2 separate regions of the Homo sapiens genome follow, and region 1 is linked to region 2. The links are chromatin loops, found by intact Hi-C in ENCODE. Cell type or tissue: tibial artery. All regions are shown on one strand. Each heading gives the region's core, and the rest is flanking DNA. Links, peaks and the distances in the headings are about the cores only. Region 1 overlaps DIP2C (disco interacting protein 2 homolog C). Region 2 overlaps DIP2C (disco interacting protein 2 homolog C).

The links. Hi-C counts contacts between places; a loop is a spot of excess contacts. Peaks named below come from ENCODE experiments on the same cell type or tissue, not always from the same donor. Only the 100,000 strongest peaks of a DNase experiment are listed, where the experiment ranks them.
Region 1: a loop joins it to region 2, with 2.0 times the contacts of the local background. A loop is called at or near these places in 11 of 110 quality-filtered maps.

The regions. Positions count from the first base shown.
Region 1 is chr10:571,829-577,201 of GRCh38, forward strand. All of the region lies in intron 1 of DIP2C (disco interacting protein 2 homolog C), which reads right to left. Among named protein-coding and RNA genes, the nearest start is that of DIP2C-AS2, 54 kb to the right of the region's middle. RefSeq lists an enhancer at 1-462. In tibial artery, for the core only: no CTCF peak of the experiment used is centred there; no DNase peak of the experiment used is centred there; H3K4me3 peaks cover 608 bases; H3K27ac peaks cover 2,330 bases.
Region 2 is chr10:526,282-531,654 of GRCh38, forward strand. The region is part of intron 1 of DIP2C (disco interacting protein 2 homolog C); the gene reads right to left. Among named protein-coding and RNA genes, the nearest start is that of DIP2C-AS2, 100 kb to the right of the region's middle. In tibial artery, for the core only: no CTCF peak of the experiment used is centred there; DNase peaks (open chromatin) are centred at 1,967 and 2,460.

The sequences.
Region 1 (5,373 bases), core at 285-5,284, 46 kb after region 2:
GCTTCCCCAGCAAACCAGAGCAAGGCCCAGGGCAGTAGGGAGAGCACCGTGCTCATAATGTAAGCAGTTCAGCTTCCAAAAACTGTCCATCAACTGCGAATTATTTTGTATCCATGGTTACAAAAGAACCATAAGCATTCCGAAATATGTTCTTGGTTTCATGTTTGCGAAATCTAAGCAACATTATAATAAAAAATCACTGAATTCTGCCCGAGGCTCTAGGGGTGTTTTCCTCTCTGAAAGGAGACCCTTCTCGGGATTGAGTGACAGCCTTCGATCACGGTTATCCTAGTGGTAACAGGAGACTCCCTCAGCCTGCCGGGAGCTGGGGCCCTCGACAGCCTCATGGCTCCACACGCCAGTGTTCTAAGGATCACACGTGTGCAGACAGCACCTGGCATGTGTGCAGCAAGCTTTGCTAACACGCCCCAAACATCTCACTCATACTTGCTAACCACATCTCTTCTCTCAGCCTCCACAGCGTTTCACACTCTGCCTTTATATTGCAGTTAACTGTGCATCCTGAGCGCCACAAAAATTCAACTCCGTCCAGGCAGAGGGTTGCATCTTTCCATCACGGGGTCCCCATTCCAGCCAGCACAGGATTTGCAGAGTGGGTGAGTCTAATGTTGATGACACTCTCTCAATATTCCCATCACACCCCTCCAAAAACAAAAGAGTACTGCCAGCTTCTTACCGAGGTTGTAATGAGAAAAATAGTTTTCTATTATTTGTCACTTTTTAATGTAATACTTGTGAAGATGTGACTTTGTATGTACACTGTAAGCACTCACACGGTCAACATTCTGCTCTCCAGTGACTGTATTCACAGATCACAAGGACAAAACTTCTCCATAATAGACAAAAAAAAGTTTTTTAAAATGACTTCCATTCATCTGAAAGTCACAGATGCGGGTTTTCCTCCAAATGATCCACAAGCCAGCTTTAATAAACACGTTGGTGCAGGTGAGAAAATGACCCCTCAGTCTCCCTCCCCTCAAAGACCAGGGCAGCCAGGAAACTGCACTCTCCAGTAAATGACAGCCGGCGGGACTCGCTAAACAGGCAGCCGGAAGATTGCCATCTCGCAGAGAGAGACTTTCAAGACTCAAGATGTCCCCGCTCCCTGAATATCCTACAAAGGACAGGGCTACCCAACTGCGGACTGAGGCAGTAAATAAACATGTTTTCAGCAAATAGCATCATCCACCCACGAATGAGAGGTACCATTTTCATTCTCGGAGGGAAATGCTACAAAGCACGTACATTTTAGCATGTAAGTGAATTATTTGGGAGTTCCTGTGTCTGCTGTCATAATGCAGCATGTCACCTCAAAAGGCAAAGTTCTATAACTCACATCCAAGGAAGGGAAAATCATGCCAAGTTTTAGCAATCCAGTAACAACCTGATGATCAAGAGAAGCCTACTTGTTCCAGACTCTAAGCAGCAATATATTGCTACAATGTAATGAAAAAACAGGGATGATTAAGAAAATTTCAATGCTAATAAAAGACAAACATAACTGGATTTATTCTACTCTAGTTTACACAGAGCGCAGCCGGGCAGTTCACCCACATGTTATTATCGTTGCTGTTTTTCGGACAGGGTCGCCCTCTGTCAACAAGGCTTGACGGCAGGGGCGCCATCTCCACTCACTGCAAGCTCCGCCTCCCAGGCTCAAGCGATTCTCTTACTTCAGCCTCTAGAGTAGCTGGGACTACAGGTGTGCAACCCTCACACCCAGCTAATTTTTGTGTTCTCAGTAGAGATGGGGTTTCACCAGGTTGCCCAGGCTGGTCTCAAGCTCCCAGGCTCAAGCAATCCGCCCGCCTCGGCCTCCCAAAGTGCTGGGATTACAGGCATGAGCCATCACGCCGGCTTTTTTTTTCCTCTTTTCTTTTTAAGTGATTATGTGCTTCAGAGTCTTGTAGGTACTTAAAAAAAAAGAACAAGTAATTGTGTAAGAGAAAGAAACCATTAACACGTTTTACACATCTCAAAACTCACAAATGAAATGCCAAGAATAAAATGTATTTTATTCACAGAAGCAGCATTCTTCAAGTTCTATAAAGTGGTACCATGGACACACCACCACATCACAGACTAGAGCGTGACAGGACTGCTCAGATTCCAAACACGTTCTGAACGGTCCTCCCTGTCACTTTCCTCAACGGGAACACTTTATTCTGTCTTCTACTCAAATTAAGTATCTTGCAAGGGAGTTGAAGAAAACTGCATAGCAGATTTTAAAACTTCAATGCTTTTCTCAATTTTTGCCACGTTCTGATGCATTTTACTGACTACACGGCCAGTAAGTTTAAAGCTTTTTGCATCGATAAAGACATTGCTGCTTTTAGCAATAGGCTTTTTCTCTTATATACAAACATCTATAACTTAAGCTAGGAAATTGGGCATTTCACAAAGATTTTGCACAATTCCTAGCAGATTTTAGCAAAATAAAACCCACTGTTATCTTTCCGCAATTAAATAACCAAGGATAGGAAACTGCACGGTTAGAATAACCATTCCATTATTTTACATAAATACAAATGATAAAGTAGAATATGCTTTGGAAAGCAATATTTCAACATGCTAACGATGAAGCAGAAGACAATTCCTCAGCAGACAGCCTCATATGACGTGTGACAACGGAAGGACTCTGGCCCAAGCCCAGCTAAATGGAAACAGGGTACATGTATTAGTGATCGTGGTGGGGCACCCTGATAGCCACAGTCCAGGAAAGAACAGGTAACATCTTTCTTCTTCATGGGAAAACCGAAACATACTCAAGAGACCCTGATTCTTTGAAACACAATCTGCCCCAGCACTAACCTTCAGCTCCCATTGATAAAGTTTGCCATAACCACAGAGGTGTTTATCCAGGCCCTCGAAAATCAAGGCCATGGTACATAATATTTCCAAACACTCAATGCTGCCACTATCTTCAATGTGCTATGATACTAGAGGTCTTGTGCAGGACCAGAAGCATCGCAACGCGGTTTCCTGTTCTGGTGTTCAATGCTTTGTATGTGCAAAGCCTGCTGTTACAATTTACTGGGTTTAATGTGATTCGGTTTGTCACAGAAGAGAGCTATGAAGTTTATGTAATTCCACAGATTCTCAGGTTCACCTTCCACGAGTGACTGCTCTGCCCACGAGACAGCAGAGGGAAGACCCACGAAAGGCCTAGGAGATGCCAGGCGCTCACAAACTGGTATCAATCAGTCTGCTGGTCTTGGCTTCAAGGAAAATAGACAGAAGGAACTAAAGGCTCACTACAGCTAATATCACAACGTTCTCAACTTTACCTTCGCCAAAAACAGCGGAAAAGCAAAACTACTCCAGGGCATGATTCCATGCTAATCTGAAACATGGAATTATTAATACTTAGAAGACAAAGTTTATTGTGAGTACAATTAATCTACACATAAAACACTGGTATCGCAAAATCCAGTCTTTGTGATTGCTTTTATAAAAAGTAAAATTCTCATTTGAGGATCATATACATTAACTGAAGTTTTCAAATGAAGGGACTGGTAAACTTCAGGGCATATGATTTCTGCCATACACGAGGGGAGCAGTGAGAGAAAGGAGCTGGGATCAAGTGTGCTGAGGCCGTCCTAGGACTGAAACTCAGCTTCTGCCAAAACAAACGCAAAAGTCTCTCAACTTCGACAGCGAGCTCTGCTGAGAGTGTCAAGATGTTGAAGTCGCAAAGGGGCTTCTCCCTGCTATGGGCACGTGTGATCCTTGCAAAAACATAGCTCAGCATCATCAAAACCCAGAAAAGAACACAAGCCTTCCAGACATGACATCCAAGAGCAGAAGGGAGCAGAGTCCAAGCTTGCTCAGCAGAACTGTTCCTGGAGGAGAACAGCACAGAGGAAGTCATAGGGAGGGCAGGGCAAGCTACAGCAGCCTCCATCTCGCCGCAAGCAGGGCCAGAGCCAGGGGCACAGTTTCCTCCCACCCAACTAGGAAGCGCAAGGAGCCAAAGAAGAGTCAATTTAGGGTCATTTTCAGAAACGTGCAACAATGAGAAACAATCTGGTCTTACCTGCGCCTCTCCTCCATGGTAACAGCTGAGCTCGCACTTTCAGGATTTCAGTGGTTTTGTGTCTGTCACATCCCCCACCTCCTTGCAGATGCTACTCCTGCACGTGGGTGCCAGTCTCTGTCCTGCTCCTGAGGCCACACCTGTTGCCATCCAGCACAGTGACCAGGAACTCACCTTTGTCCGGGAGAAGCAAATGCAGAGTTCACACGCTCCTGTACGGGTTTGCTGACCAAGAATCTAACTACGCTGTCGGATTCCAGATGTGCTGGCACCAAGCAGAATGTCACATGTCCAGCATTTATAAATGGTATCAGTGGGGTTCTCCTGGGACTCCCAGGCAGCTGCAGAAGGAAGGGAGCTGTCGCCCAGTTATCCCAAGCCAAAGCAACACTGCGAGGCAAACGCCACAGACCACATCACACTCGAGCACTCACTGACTCTTGACAATTACTCATACGTGTGTTGAAAGGCAATGTTAAGAAGCGTTCAGGGTACAGGAGTCAGACAGGCCTGGTCTCAGCCATGGGACAGCAGTAACTGCCCACAAGTCCCGTATCTAAGCCCTGACTTGCCCATCCGGCATTCCTTCAGAAACAATGCCCACCTCACAGTGCTGCCATGAGCGCTAAATTAGCATGTACATACACAACCACATTCATTTCAATTGTGCTTTCTACTCCAATTTAATACAACCAGGTGCTATCATTGAGACTGAATAACCAATATTAAAACAGAAGATCAGGCCAGGGATGGTGGCTCAGACCTATAATCCCAGCACTTTAGGAAGGTGAGGTGGGTGATCACTTGAGATCAGGAGTTGGAGACCAGCCTGGCCAACATGGCAAAACCCCATCTCGACTAAAAATAAAAAATTAGCCAGGCATGGTGGCACGCGCCTGTAACCCCAGCTACTTGGGAAGCTGAAGCATAAGAATCTCTTGAACCTGGGAGGTGGAGGAGGTTGTAGTGAACCAAGATCGTACTGTTGTGCTCCACCCTTCCAGCCTGGGTGACAGAGCAAGATTCTGTCTAATAAAAAAAAAAATAAGAGGGCAAGATGAAAACTAATTGCCAAGGTCCACATTCCATTTACTTAAAATATAAAATTCATTAGCTGGTAGTTGATCCAGTTTTTTCTTACTTCGTTACAATCTTGTATATCTTTCTAACACTGCTCAGCATGTTTACATTTGAACACACCTCAAGTGTGACTAACAACAAAAAATAAAGCGCAGATATTCCATAAATGAGTAAGTTCCAGTATGGCTGCATCCTACTGCAATTAATCCTTTGACAAGGTAAAACTGAGCCATCCT
Region 2 (5,373 bases), core at 71-5,070:
TTCTATGCTAAATACTTGAAGGTGTGAATTTTATTACATAAAATTTAGAAAAATGTGTGTTTAGCATATAAATGTGTGCATTTATTTATGTTAAATACATGAAAACATGTAATCCAGGTGTTTAGGTTCATACCACTGTAGAGACTAATTTCTATTCATACAGCTGCACAGCTGGGGCCCAGAACCAACACCCACCAGCTGTGTCACCGTATCCGCTGTTTTTCTGTCACACACCAGCCCTACCCCACCAAAAAAAAAAAAAAAAATCCGTGGCATTTAATAAAAAATTCTTTTATGTTAGTTTTACATTACTAGAGACGACCTTGTGGTCCTCTTTGAAGAGATGGCAGCACGTGAAGGATCTCAAATACACATATGTTCTGGGTCTCCTGATCTAAGGACTCGTCCACACTGGTGGCTTTAACTGCGCCTATGTGGAAACTTCCGGAAGGCATTTGTGTCATGTCTAAGAGCAAACTGGCATTCATGCCTCAGCACTGTGTGCCTCTTCTTTCCTCCGTCCCGCCAGCACCATCTTCTCCCAGGGAACTGGTGCCGTGCTCTGAGGCTCTGTCCTGCCAGTCCCCGGCAGAGTCCCTGGTGCCATCATGGATAACCAGCCCTCCGCCTGTCCAGGTGCATCAGGCAGCAAGCAACTCATCCAAGTCTGTTTAGAAACCACACACTTGCGACACCTATAGGCCTCAGTAGGTGGAGGCGGACAGGGTAAGGGCAGCCGTCCTGGGGGACAGCTGTCTGCAGTGAGCCACCACACATTCAGTGAGGCTGTCTGGCTCCTCACCTCTACCCAGCCTCCACCCATCGCATCTGGCCTGGATTCTCCGACGCCTGCACAGCCTTCACCCGGTTCATAACTCAGCTCACAAAGGCCCCGTACCGTGCGAAGTGCGGCAGTGGGTGCATCTGCAGCTGTTTATCATCTCTGCATCTAGCTCCTCTCCCTCACAAAACAGCACCTCTGAAGTCATGGCCTGGCCTCCCGACCCTCCCCGCTTCTGGGCTTCTTGGCATGTTGTTCTGCTCCACACACCTCAGCAAATATTGCTGATTAGCTAAAATCACCCAGAAATGCCTTAACCTTGACTTCAGCCGCTGCTTTTGTAATTTTTAATATTTGTACTTATGGTGTGATTTGGGGAACAACAAATTTTAAAATTAGAGCAAAAAGATGTGGTGTTTATTCCCTCATTTCTACTTGCAACCTTGAAAATTCAAGTAGCAGCAAGAGTTTGTTGAAAGTAACTTCCACCAAATGGAACCGATTACAAATGTACTACAGAGTGTCAAATAACCAGAGATGTAAATACAGATGCAGACACAGATATAAAATCCAGTGGTTACACCAGATTGAGAAATGCTTGCCAGTTTGTAGGACTTCTAAAACTTGACATAAATGTTGGCTAAGGGATACAAGATGTTATGAGATGAGTGAGATGGTTGGCCTAGAACCACAGGCTCTCTCCTCTGTACAACAGAAAATCCATAAGAAAGTCAAATGTGAAAGAACCAGGTACCGCTGAATGGCATAATCAGCCATCCTTCCCGTCCCTGGGCCAGCTGCGGTGAGTGCAGCCAGTTGTTCACCAACATCCATCGTCCATCCTCCAGGCCACGGCTACACTTTACTCCCAGCTCCACGTAATTATGTAGATTAGGTAAATGATGGCCACTCTCACCCTAAGCCTCCCCCGCCAGCATGGCAATCACCCAGCCCCAACCACAGCAAGGACAGTCGTGTCCTTGGGAATGTAGGGCAGGTGTCTGGAAGGAACCTGGATCCCTGAATACCTCATGGAGCAGTCACCAGCCTGGAACATCCCCCCTGAAGGGTTTGCGAGAGAGAAAACCTCCTTGGTTCCTCAAGCTACAATACTGCAGAGTCCCTGGTCACAGCATCCTTACCTACCCTAGTCAGGAGCCATTCATGCCTTTCACCAAGACATAAAAACAAAAACGCAGTGGCACCGTCACGCACACCCAGAACATAGACTGCCTGCTGCCCACCCAGAATGCAGACCGCCCACAGCTCCCCCAGAAAGCAGACCGCCCGCTGCCCACCCAGAACGCAGACCGCCCGCAGCTCCCCCAGAACGCAGACCGCCCACTGCTCCCCCAGAACGCAGACCGCCCGCTGCTCCCCCAGAACGCAGACCACTTGCTACTCACATTCATCTTATTAACACCAAAAAGCCATAGTGGTGGATATCCCGGATGTGGACACTTAGTGGCTTTTTGCTGGAGATGCGCTTTGTGCACTTATCACACAACCATCTTGGACTCAGGAGGCGCTGTGCAGATGGCAGCTGTGCACGTCACAGTGAGTCTCACTCGCTGGACTCTCTGCCGACTCCCAGCATCAGCACCTGTAGGGTCCTCTCCTCCGGGAGCACGTGCTTGGATACCACAGTATCCTGTGGATCCATACAACGGTGCAGTGTGCCCCAGGAGCTTGCAAAGTACCACTGCATCAGTGCTTCCACAGGTGAGGCCGGGGGCAGAAGCCAACCTCAAGCAGTTACCATCCTCCGTGGGGCTGGCGTCCAGGCAGGAAGGCGACTCAGCAGCTCTCCTCTCACTGTGGAACTTCCTAGGTCCCCACATGAACAGAACCTAAATAACACGCAAGAAACAACAGGAACGAGAACACTACCAGCAGCTTCTGAGATGGGCAAGCTGAGCTGATCATGAGACACCTGACGGGGATGGTGCCAGAACCCCTCCCAGTGACCTGTGAGGACGGCGCTGCCGGCATCTCCCTAGAACCTGCCCAAGTCGAGTTAGACTCGAGGCTCCCAGGAGTGGGGCAGATCCGTTCAATCCCACAATCTGAACATTCTTCTAGGCCATCTCATGGCCCCCATCTCATAGATGGGAACTGGGACACTGCACCATAGACCCGGTCTTCCTCTATACCACACACCAGTACAGTGAGCACTTATGGACTGGGTATTCACGTAAAATACTGCTTAACTAAAACTTCTGATTTAGAAAATGTTTAATTCCTACTCACAGAGCTGAAAGTGCTCTGTCCTAGAAGGCAGCGGCTGTAATTAAGCTTGAGAGAGGAAGAAGGGATCAGAGTGGTGCCAAGTATTTAAATATTCAACTAAATCTATTCACCACGTTGCCATGCTCCTGTCACCTGCTTCGTTTTCCGTCCTTAAAAGACACAAAAGTTAGTTCTCAAAATAGACAACCTATTTTACTGTTGCTTAGCCATAAAGTAGTGAGCTATGTATCCAAAAGGGAGATATGGGAAAACAGAAAAGACAGGAGACAGATCCTAAACACCGTAAAACAGAAAACATCCACAAACGATCAGGGTGGGAGGGCAGCTGCAGCAGCACCTGGCTCCGTTGCATCTTTGTGAGCCAGCCACATGGGCTGGATAGCTCACTTAGCCACTGAAATTACATCATCTAAGATTTTTGTTGCAGTTACTTTGATAAATTCTCCCCTCCTGCTATGGAAAGGTTTAGCTTGCTTTTATTTTTTTAGGTGGAGTCTCACTCTGTCACCCAGGCCGGAGTGCAGTATTGCGATCATGGCTCATCGCGGCCTTGACTTTCTGGCTCAAGCAATCCTCCTGCCTCAGCCTCCCAAAGAAGCTGGGACCAACAGGCAAGTTTCATTTCTTTGCTAACAAATTCCTAATTCGCCACCACGTGGCGGGCCCATCAGGCCATCTGCCTGGACGTCCACCTTGCCGACCGGCTGTGTGGTCTCTAAGGTGGATGCACTCCGGTTGCCCGAGCTCTGCACACGATGCCGAGTCTCCACGCCTGCCGCCGTCTAAGTGACTGACAGCCCGGAGCATCCCGGACATGCCACCGTGAGCCGGGCTTTATTCCACAGGGCGACTTTGCTTCCCGTGAGGAGATGCAGCACGTGAGCACAGATCAAAGGGTGTCAGCAACTAACACATTTCCCAGATATTAAGCAGAGGACCAAGGGTTTTGTTCCTTATTTGCTATGGGCTTGATTCAAAACAGCTTTCTGGACTCCTGGGGACAAACATCTCTAACTGATGAGAATTCTGGCTTTATTAATGGAAGAATCACCTAATGCCCATTTTGTAACTGCTGTTCTTATCAGAACTTGAGGCCAAAGAAAGGGAAAAATAAAAGGGGGGCCAAGGTCGTGACACCCCAGTTTGTACAAGGCCAACCAGCCTGCTTGAGGGGGTGAGAGGAGTAGGGTTTTTAAACTGCTGACTTTTAAAAACATGGCTGTAGGCTGGTGCAGTGGCTCAAGCCTGTAAGCCCAGCACTTTGGGAGGCTGAGGTGGGAGGGTTGCTTGAGGCCAGGAGTTCAAGATTAGCCTGGGCAATACAGCAAGACCCTATCTCTTAAAAAAAAAAAAAAAAAAAAAGACTGTTACTAACATAGTAATGAAAAGGTTGATTAATACAATAAATTACTATGTCAACATGGCACCCCCTGCTGTCAGACGAGATGGACTCTCTGTGGCTACAATGAGGCCCAGAGAGAAATGCAAGCGGCATCACAGGGAGGAAGGTTGGCCCCAAAGCCCCACGGCACTAACTCCTGTACAGTTTGTTAACCAGCATGAAGTCTCCTCCACAGTCAGACAGCAGCCTGGTTTAGAGGAACGCTGCCCACGGGACCTTGGCAGACTCCCGATGCCGGCCGACCAGACACCCCACCCTGGGACCCTGCAGGCAGCCCCGACTGGACAGAAGGGCGTCGTGAGCATCCTTTCCCGCCAAAAGCTGCAGACCCTGAGCCAGTCTCGGCTGTTGACAGAGGCTGCACATAAACGTCTGCGCCCAACAGCTCATCTTTGGTCGTGACGCGCTGAGTCCACCTCATTTCAAATGTTACGCTCGCCCCAAGGTGAACACAGATGTTACAGGTTAACTCACTGCGTGTGTGCTGTGACTTTCCCCGTAAACATTCAGACATTCCACAATCCCGATGAGCACACACAGCGAACAAACCCCACTTTCCCTGTAAACGTTCAGACATTCCACGAACCTGATGAACACACACAGCGAACAAACTCCCGTGTGTTTAAATGCCGCGGTCTCCTCCCCTCCTGAGGGGCGTGTGCTTACAGTTCCCCCGAGACCACATTTCCCAAAGTAGACTGTTACTCTGAAAATAAAACCTTTTTCCTTCCTCTGTACATCTCATGGTCATGTTGTTAACAACTATTGCTACAAATGCAAAGAATCGAGGTATCATACGTGCCGTTCACCGAATTCCTAACACCAAAGGTTCAGGGCCCCCCAGTCTGACGGAAGCGTCTATCGCCCTAAAGCCAACTCTGGAGGTAAAGGCCGAGCTCGGGAAAGGCGGTGTCACCGGCAAACCCACACCATAGGGCCC